2 separate regions of the Homo sapiens genome follow, and region 2 is linked to region 1. A link is a loop called in an ENCODE intact Hi-C map of the cell type or tissue named here. Cell type or tissue: chondrocyte. All regions are shown on one strand. Links, peaks and the distances in the headings refer to the core of each region. The heading gives the core; the rest is flanking DNA.

What was found. Hi-C counts contacts between places; a loop is a spot of excess contacts. Peaks named below come from ENCODE experiments on the same cell type or tissue, not always from the same donor. Only the 100,000 strongest peaks of a DNase experiment are listed, where the experiment ranks them.
Region 2: a loop joins it to region 1, with 5 times the contacts of the local background. A loop is called at or near these places in 32 of 110 quality-filtered maps.

Annotation. Positions count from the first base shown.
Region 1 is chr12:48,615,636-48,620,574 of GRCh38, forward strand. No RefSeq gene overlaps it. Among named protein-coding and RNA genes, the nearest start is that of SNORA2C, 36 kb to the right of the region's middle. In chondrocyte, for the core only: CTCF peaks have their summits at 3,004 (motif pointing left) and 3,217; no DNase peak of the experiment used is centred there.
Region 2 is chr12:48,194,856-48,199,794 of GRCh38, forward strand. It overlaps LOC102725258 (a long non-coding RNA gene), which reads left to right and starts at 3,506. Exons shown (of 3, transcript XR_001749122.3): 1 at 3,506-3,565. In chondrocyte, for the core only: CTCF peaks have their summits at 2,839, 3,041 and 3,246; a DNase peak (open chromatin) is centred at 3,426.

The DNA of each region.
Region 1 (4,939 bases), core at 1,445-3,944:
CAGCTACTCGGGAGGCTGAGGCAGGAGAATGGCATGAACCTGGGAGGTGGAGCATGCAATGAGCCGAGATCATGCCACTGCACTCCAGCCTGGGGGACAGAGTGAGACTCCGTCTCAAAAATAAATAAATAAATAAGCAATCTGACTGCTTTTTGATAGAGCAGGTGTGCTGCACTGGGGGGAGCCCTTCCTTGTCCAGACTGTTTGTATTCTCCAAAGCCGATAGGCTGGAAAAGACTGAGTCAACCAAACCACAAAGACAGCAGCTGCACCTCCCCCAGGGGCTCTATCCCAGGGAGAGATCAGAGCTTTTTCTGTAGAACCCTAGCTGGAGTGGCTGAAGCTCCCACAGAGAGGTTGCACCCAGTGAGGAAGAATGAACTGGGGTCCCGCTTAAAGAAGCAGTCTGACCACAGTCTGGCAAGGTGGCTGTGTTGCTTTGTGAGGGACTTTTCCTCATCCAGACTTTATATTCTCCAAAACCAGCAGACTGGAATGGCTGAGTCTACCAAACTACAGCAATTATGAGTTTAATTTCTTTTATAGATATAAGATTATTCAGATTTGTATTAATTCTTATGTCATTCTGGTCATTAGCATCTTTCAAGTAATTTAAAAATTTTATTTAAATTGTCAAATGTATTGGCATAAGGTTGTTCATAATACTGCCTTTTAATTCTTTTAATATCTGTAGGGTTTGTAGTGATACCTCTTCTTTTGTTTATTGATATTGATAATTTGTGTTTGTCTGGGTTTAAGTCAATTTAGCTGATAATTTATCAATTTTATTGATTTTTTTCAAAGAGCTAATTTTTTGCCTGTAATCCCAGCAATTTGGAAGGCCAGACCACTTGAGCCTAGGAGTCCAAGACCAGCCTGGGCAACATGGTGAAACCCTGACTCTACAAAAAATCTAAAACATTAGCCAGGCATGGTGGTGTATACCTGTAGTTCCAGCTACCTGGGAGGCTGAGATGGGAGGATCACCTGAGCCCAAGAGGTTGAGGCTGCAGTGAGCCATGATCATATCACTGCACTCCAGCCTGAATGACAGAACAATACCCTGTTTCAAATTTTTAAAAACTAATTTTTGTTTTATTGGTTTTTCTCCTTTATATTCATTGATTTCCATTCTTTGTTATTTTCTCTGTTCTATTTACTCTGAGTCCATCTTGCTTTTCCTGATCTACCTTGTTAAAGTGGAAGCTTAAATTATTGGTTTTAAATATTTATCTTTCTAACATAAGCATTTAAAGACATAAAGTTTCTTCTAAGCACTGATTTAGCAGCATTTCACAATTTTTCATATGTAATTATTATAATTTAGTTCAAAATATTTTCTAATTTCCCTTGTGATTTCTTCCTTTACTCATGGGTTATTTAAACACACATTGCATGCGAGGCACAATGGCTCATGCCTGTAATCCCAGCACTTTGGGAGGCCAAGGCAGGAGAATTTTTTGGGGCCAGGGGTTTGAGACCAGCCTGGGCAATATAGCAAGACCTTGTCTCTACAAAAAAAAAAAAAACTTAATTAAGCAGATATAGTGGCACATGCCTCTAGTCCCAGCCACTCAGGAGGCTGCAACAGGAAGATTATTTGAGTCCAGGAGTTTGAGGTTACAGTAAGCTATGATCACACCACTGCACTGCAGCCTGCGCAACGGAGTGAGACTATGTCTCTCAAAAAATCATAATAATAGGCTGGGCGCACATCTATAATCCCAGCTCACATCTATAATCCCAGCACTTTGGGAGGCCGAGGCGGGTTCATGAGGTCAGGAATTTGAGACCAGCCTGGCCAACATGGTGAAACCCCGTCTGTACTAAAATACAAAAAATTAGCCGGGTGTGGTGGTGTGTCTCTGTAGTCCCAGCTACTCGGGAGGCTGAGGCAAGAGAATCACTTGAACCCAGGAGGCAGAGGTTGCAGTGAGCCGAGATCGCATCACTGCACTCCAGCCTGGTGGCAGAGCGAGCCTCCATCTCAAAAAAAAAAAATCATCATAAAATAAAAGTATGTTGCTTAAATTCTAGATATTTTATTGTTGTTTATTTCTAATTTACTCCCCTTGTGGTAATAGAAAATATTCAGCTTTATCTTAATTCTTTGAAATTTATTGAGTTTTGTTTTATAGCCCAGCATATGGTCTATTTTGGTGAGAAAGTCTTTCTTGCTGTTATACATGAAGTGTACTATAAATGTCAATCATATCAAGTTGGTTGATAGTGTTTTGTAAGTTTTCTACATACATACTGATTTTCTGACTACTCGTTGAATAAATGCTTGAGAGAAGAACGTTGAAATATCCAACTGTAGTCATTTCAGCTCTATCAGTTTTTCCCTCATTCACTTCATTTTGAAGCTCTGTTATTGAGTCCACACACATTTCAGATTGTTCTACCTTCTTGATGAATTTAACTCGTTATCATTATATAAATTCTTATTTATTCCTAGAAAATTTCTTGTTTGGAACTCTATTTTGTCTTACATTAATACAACCACTACAGCTTTCTTTGTTGTTGTTGTTGTTGTTTTACTTTAATCACCTTGACAAGTACAACTTTCTTATGATAATCATTTTCATGACATATTCTCATGTTTATATTTATATTTAAAGTTCATTTATTACAGAACAAAACGCTGGTTACCGGGAGCAGGTGTGAGGAGGAAATGAGGAGATGTATGTCAGAGAATGCAAAGTGGCAGATATATAGGATGAACGAATCTAGAGATCAAATGTACATAAAACATGAGGATCACAGGTAATAAAATTGTACTCTATACGGGATTCAAGCTAAATGAGTATATTTTAGCTGCTCTTGCCACAAAAACAAAAACCATGAGTAACTGCATGAGATGATGGATATGAAAATTTGCTTCACCATAGTCAACCTAAATGAAGATGTTTGCCAGTTTCTTCTACTCAGGAGCTCTTGTGTCTGTCTGCAATGCTGCCGCTTCTCGGGTGCTGTAGAAAGCTGCGGTACTGGAGTTCCACCTAGTGTTTGTCTGTGGTACTGCAGATTCTGGTGCTGGAACAAACCACGTTGATCACCTTTGTCCTTAACCAGCCCCAACCTGAGCACTGTTCCTGTCAGTGCTTAAATTTGGGCAGCTCCCTCAACAGCATCTTCATAAGTCAGAATGTTGGGTGCACATTTCACTCCTTTCCCTTCCCAGGAAGAAGTGGAGAGTTGGAGGTATCCTTCAGATTATGTCATGCCGTGCCAGAGGGAAGGGTGAGTGAATGTCATAAATTTTCCTGCTAAGTTTTGATAGGGTTGCCTTCGCACTCGACTGAGGGGCAAGAACCTATTAACTGATTTCTGGATTCTTCAAACAGGTTTATATATTGTTAAGTTCATGTTCTCATGGAAGAAAGAGGGTCTGGAATTTCTTATTCTGCCATCTTGCTCATGTCTTTTATCATTTTTCTCTGGTTAGTGGTCACATTTATCTGCTTCTTTGTATTTCTACTAATCGTTCTATTAGAGGCTGGACATTATGGATATCCTGTTGTTGCGTGTCTGGATTTTGGGTTTTTTTTTTTGTTGTTTTTTGTTTTTTTTTTTTTTTTGAGATGGATCCTCTGTCGCTCAGGCTGGAGTGCAGTGGCGCGATCTCGGCTCACTGCAACTTCCGCCTCCCAGGTTCAAGCGATTCTCCTGCCTCAGCCTCCTGACTAGCTGGGATTACAGGCGCCCACCACCACGCCCGGCTAATTTTTGTATTTTTACTAGAGAGGGTGTTTCACCATATTGGTCAGGCTGGTCTCAAACTCCTGACCTTGTGATCCACTTGGCCTTGTTCTAGTAGACAGTTAAGATACTTAAGGTTCAGTTTAATCTTTTCAAGCTTTGTTTTTAAGTTTTGTTCGAATAGGTCTAGATTAGCTTTTATTCTTCGACTGATTTATACCTATACCTAAGGTGTGACCTTTCTGAGATATCTGCTGCATACCCCCAGTTTTCAATGAGATCTCTCCAGCCTGAATGGTTGGAGCTCTAACATCTCCCATTCTGTATGAGTTCTAGTGGTTACTTAACTTACAGCTCCTAGTAATATTCAGCCAAAGTCTCATGAGATTCCTACATAGGTTTCTGAAATTCTTTCTCACTATACCTCCCTCCTCTTCTGCCCTACAAATTTAAACAATCTCTGCCTCTCCAAACTCTGATCTCTGTCTCCTCAGCTTAGGCCCTCCTGGATTCCAGGTCTGGAAAGTGAGTCAAGACAGAAAAACTAATGTGATGGTAGGACTTCCCTTCTCTAAGGAATTAAGGTTCTGTGCTATATGTTTTCCAGTAGCTGGAAACAGATATTTTATGTGTTGTCCATTTTGTAGTTGTTTACATCAGGAGGACTAGACTGGTACCAGTCACTCCGTCATGGGTGGAAGCTGAAAACCTTACCCTCATTTTTAACTTTCTTTTTTTTTTTTGAGATGGTGTCTCACTCTGTCGCCCAAGCTGGAATGCAGTGGCACAATCTTGGCTCACTACAACCTCTGCCTCCCGGGTTCAAGCGATTCTTCTGCTTCAGCCTCCTGAGTAGCTGGGATTACAGGCGCCCACCAACAAGCCCAGCTAATTTTTCTATTTTTAGTAGAGGCAGGGTTTCACCATGTTGGCCAGGATGATCTTGATCTCCTGACCTTCTGATCCACCCGCCTTGGCCTCCTAAAGTGCTGGGATTACAGGCTTGAGCCACCATGCCCAGCCCCCTCATTTTTAACTTTCTAAAACCTCTACTGTTTTACATTCTAGTGCATATTCCACTTTCTCCATTAACTTCCCTTAATCCCTTCTCAATAAACTATGCAGCTCTTTTGTAGCAGTTGTCACATATTCCATACTGTACCATAGTTAATCTGCAGGCAGATCCTATGTCTTGATCATCCAATAATGCCTAACATGTGTGGAGCTCCAAAACGTT
Region 2 (4,939 bases), core at 1,590-4,089, 420 kb before region 1:
CACAAAACCAAGTTCCAGAATCAGAGGATATGTTGTTTAATGTGAATGTCATTCCTCAGAAGGAAGAGGTGACATAGTACAGATTGCTATTCTGGATCTAATTCTGACCCACAAAGATGGAACTGATTAGTGAAATGGAAGTGAAGAAAAATCTTTGAGAGAAAGTAACCACGTCACTGAGTTTCTGGTAGCCAAGGAGATAAGGTGAAATATGTGTCCAGGGTTATGAAAAACTTGACTTCAAACAGTTAAAGGCTATGATTTTCATAGCTTGAGACTGTATGAGGGAAAAGGTTCAAAGAGGGTTAAATTCAGTCAGAACAGTGACTTTGGAATTCAGTGAAGAGGAGTGAATGGAATGCCTAGAGACCTCACCAGTGAATTCAGATTTGGAGATATCTGGCAGAGAATAAGCACAACTAAGAAAGTGGTACCCATATTTCAACGTTTTAAAAGCGCAAGTCATAAAGCAAAAGCTGGGGAGCTTCATTATTAAAAAATTAAGGATTTCTGTTCCATAAAGGGCATCATTAACGAAGTTAACGGGCAGATGGCAGAATGGAGAATATATTTGCTTTGTCTAAAACTGACAACAGTGTAATATCACCCTAAAATATGTAAGGAACGCCTGCAAATGAACAGGAAAAAGCAACCCAATTTAAAAAAAAGAAGCAAAGAATATGAACAGGCAATTAATTGCAGAGGAGAAAGCTAATAAATATATGGAAATTTACATTAGTAATCAAATGCAAATTAAACAAATAATGAGATATCACTTTATTCCTATCAAACCAGTGATTAGAAATCTAGAAAATAGCACATGTTGGCTGGGTGCAGTGGCTCATGCTTGTAATCCCAGCACTTTGGGAGGCCAAAGCAGGAGAACTACTTGACCCCAGGAGTTTGAGACCAGCCTGGGCAACACAGTGGGATCCTATTTCTACAAAAAAATTAAAAAATTAGTTGGGCATGGTGGCATGTGCCTATAGTCCCAGCTACTCAGGAGGTTGAAGCAGGAGGATCGGTTGAGCCTGGGAGGCTGCAGTGAGCCATAATTACACCACTGCACCCCAGCCTAGACAGCAGAGTGAGACTCTGCCTCAAAAAGAAAAAAAAAAAAGAAAAGAAAAGAAAAAGAAAAATTGCAAGTGTTGTCAGACGTGGAAATACAGAATCTTGCACTGCTGCAAGATTGGTTCCACCACTTTTGGAAAGCGATATGGCATTACTCGGACACATTAAACAGATTTATACCCAGTAGCCCAGCAGCAATTCCTCCCCTAAGTAACATAAAACAAATTATTTACAAGTTCACAAGGGGATTCAATGCAGGGTTATTTGTAGTAGCATGGAGTTGGAAGCAGCATGGGAGCTCATCAATGGAAGAGTGGACAGATGCATACCGCGGACTATTAGGCATCAATGTGAAGTAACAGATTAAATATTAACATCTGGCAACGTGGATGGAGCCAAAAAACAGTGCTTAGGTTAAACAAATATAAGTAATGAGACAAATATCTCAGTAGGTTTGAAGTACATTTAATAATGCATGCTCACGAAATAATAACTATGTTTAGAAAACACATAAATGGAAATATCCACATTAAGCACATTAGAAAATTGCCTATTGTAGTGAGAAAATGGGACTTGAAGGGTATAAATAAATAAATAAATAAATAAAACAAGAGGGCCTCACTGTCATGGTCTGATGATAGTATGCCATGAACTGAGGAGTATGACTAACTCAATCCTTTCAGGAACAAACAAAACTTTAAAACATAGCAAAAAAAAAAACATAAATCATAACACCACCTGAAAGATGGAATGAGGAAAAACTTGCAAAAAAGAAAACTGGCTGGGCGAGGTGGCTCACGCCTGTAATCCCAGCACTTTGGGAGGCCGGGGTTGGGGGGGGGGCGGATAATCTGAGGTCGGGAGTTCGAGACCACCCTGACCAACATGGAGAAACCCCGTCTCTACTAAAAATACAAAATTAGCCGGGAGTGGTGACGCATGCCTGTAATCCCAGCTACTTGGGAGGCTGAGGCAGGAGAATCTCTTGAACCAGGGACGCGGAGGTTGTGGTGAGCCGAGATCTTACCATTGCACTCCAGCCTGGGCAACAAGAGCGAAACTCCGTCTCCGACTCAAAAAATAAATAAATACATAAATACATAAATAAATAAAAAGAAAAGAAAACTGACCGCAAAATGGGCTCTTATTTTGAGCATGTACAAAACACAGGTAAGTCTGATGGTCTCGGTACATGCGATACTGTTAACAGTTGGAAGAGGGGAGAAACATTTCTGGAGGTGCTAACTGAAGTGCTTGAAATACTTTATGTTATTTAATCCTCATAACCACACTGAAGCATCGTTGCCCTAGTTAAGCCTCTTCAGCTAAGACTCTTCAGTTGCAAGAAACAGAAACCCATTTCAGACAGCTTTAAGCCAAACAACAACAACAAAAACATTTGTTATATGGGCGTAAGGTTATTTCACAGAACCCAAGAGTGAGAATGCAGCTGGGTCTTCAAGGCTGACCCAAACCAAGTGCTCCTTGAGGATCTAAATATATTTTTCATCTCCTAGATAAACCATATTTCTATATGTTAAACTGAATATTTCAGAGGAAGTCACTAATAATAGGTGTCTCGGGGGCTTCCGTGAAGGTTCAGGGCTCTGGACATTCCCACTCCACTCCTATCAGAACAGCTCTGTTTTTATTTGGTTAATACATCAGGATTCTGCCTAAGAGTTCATTGAGGAAATAGCACTACAGCACCTCCTCTGGCCAGATACTGTGCAAAGAATTACAAAATAAATCACAGACGAGTGGAGAAGATAGGAAAGTAAATACACTCTAAAACAATAAAGGAGTACAGTGACAGAAAAACGCACAGATTATTAAGGGAACTCAAAGAAAGTCTAGTAAGCCCAGAAAGGGGTAGGGCTTATGGGAGGTTTCACGGAGTGGATACCTGGAAAGGGGAGGTAAGGCAGCTCAAAGGACACTGTTGTTCAACGGAGGGAAGCGGATTCAACAATTATACAATTCGCTGAGTCGGGGCTTTCACTGCGAAAGAACTTGGCTTCGGATCCGTGATCAAGGCTGGGAGCTATGGAGGTGGATGTGATTGGCAAAGACCTCTGCTCAGGTCTGCGTCAAACCTTGCTTCGCTCCCATCCCATTCTGCGCCAATAGGGCGCAGTATCCCAACCATTCCACTCGGCTAGGAGGGGATCCTAAGCCTCAAGGTCCGCATCTCCCGCTGGAGGGACTGAGCAGCCGCACTGGTGTCCCAGAATAGATCGTGTTCCCCAGAGGTTGTCAGGTTCCCGCAATTCGGCGCGGGCGAGGCGGCCAAAGAGAGGGCGCTCATTGGCTGCCACAGCCCCGGTCCGAGAGGCCGAAGAAGGCTGATTCGTCACAGGCCGTCAGCGCGGGCCACGCCTATTTCCTCTCCAGGTTCTAATTAGGTCAGGGGCCCTACAGCCTCTTGGGTAGTTTGCAAGTGCGTCGCGGAGCCGGCCTCGGAAATATGGCGACAGCTTCAGCTTTCAGTGTGAGGGAGCCGAGGGCCCAGCCAAACCCTGCGGGAGGCAATTCCTGGGTACCCTTCCCATATTTTCGGTCTTTGGGCTGCGCCGTGGTAACCTCAGAGCCTGGTTGCGTGCTCACCAGCGACAAGTGTCTTTCATTGGGACATGAAAGGGGACTGGGAAGTGCCGTGCAGTTTCAGGGTGGTTTCTGGTTAATTACATTTTCATGGGTTTTCGCAGAGTCTGGGGGCAATTTGTGTCCTCCAGAGACCAGGGACCAGGGCCGAAGCTACGGCAGGGGAGACGCGGCCAGGGCCGTGGCTTCTAGTGCGAGCTCGGTTCGCGTCCGTTCCCGTCTGGCGCCCGGGCCTCCGGGAGCCCAGGGCCTTGAATGAGACAGTGCTCGTCCTTGAAAAAGCAGTTCTAGGTCACTCGGCCTGCTTTGCCAGCATTCCGGGCCCCAGCTCACCTTCCGCCATCCATGTTGACAACACCAGTTCTACGACGAAGCGGGCGATTCCTCTTGCCTGGAATTTCACTCGTCCCCGGTATCGAACCCCCGCCCCAATTTTCTACGTTACAACTCCAGCGTATTTTTAACGGCGCAGCCAGTATCACCTCCTTGGTATAAAGCCTGCGCTGTCCTGGACCTTCTTAGGAGTGCAGGCTTAGGAACAGGAGCTATGCTGTTCTATTATTTTTCTTTAGTTTAATTTTTTTTTTTTAGAGATGGGATCTCGCTGTGTCGCCCAGGCTAGAGTGCAGTGGCGGGATCATAGCTTACTGCAGGCTGGGGTCAAGCAATCCTCCCGCCTCAGCCTCCTGAGTGTATGGGATTATAGGCGCAGGCCTCTATGCCATTGTAAATGCTGTGGATTTTGAGTATTTGACCTCTATGAGCCTCAGTTTTTGCATCTCAACATTGAGATAATACTAGTACCTCATAAGGTTATGTGACGATTAAATGGAAAGCTCTTACAATATAAGTGCTTAATAAGTATGTTATCATATGTGCTTCCAAAGTACTTTGTGTAGGCCTTTTATAACGCTTGCCCTTTCTATTACCATTATTTGTTCTTGCCTGCCCTACTAGACTGAGATTCTCAAAAGCTGGAACTGTCTTGTTTATAATCTCAGCGTCTGTCAGTGCTGGGCAAATGTAAAGCTAAGAAATGATTTCTTAGAAAACTTTTTAAAAGCAGTCTTTCTTCTCCTTTCCCTTTCTTCCTTTCCTTCACTTTTTCCTCTTTGAGATAGGAATTTTCAAACCTAGAGAAGAAGCTGAGACCCTAGGGGGAAAGATTGGGACCTTTTTGTTGTTGTTCTCAGTGGTGACCAAAAGAGCCTTAACATTCACCTCAGCCTGACAACTTTAGACAGGTTTCTTCTGGATGTTA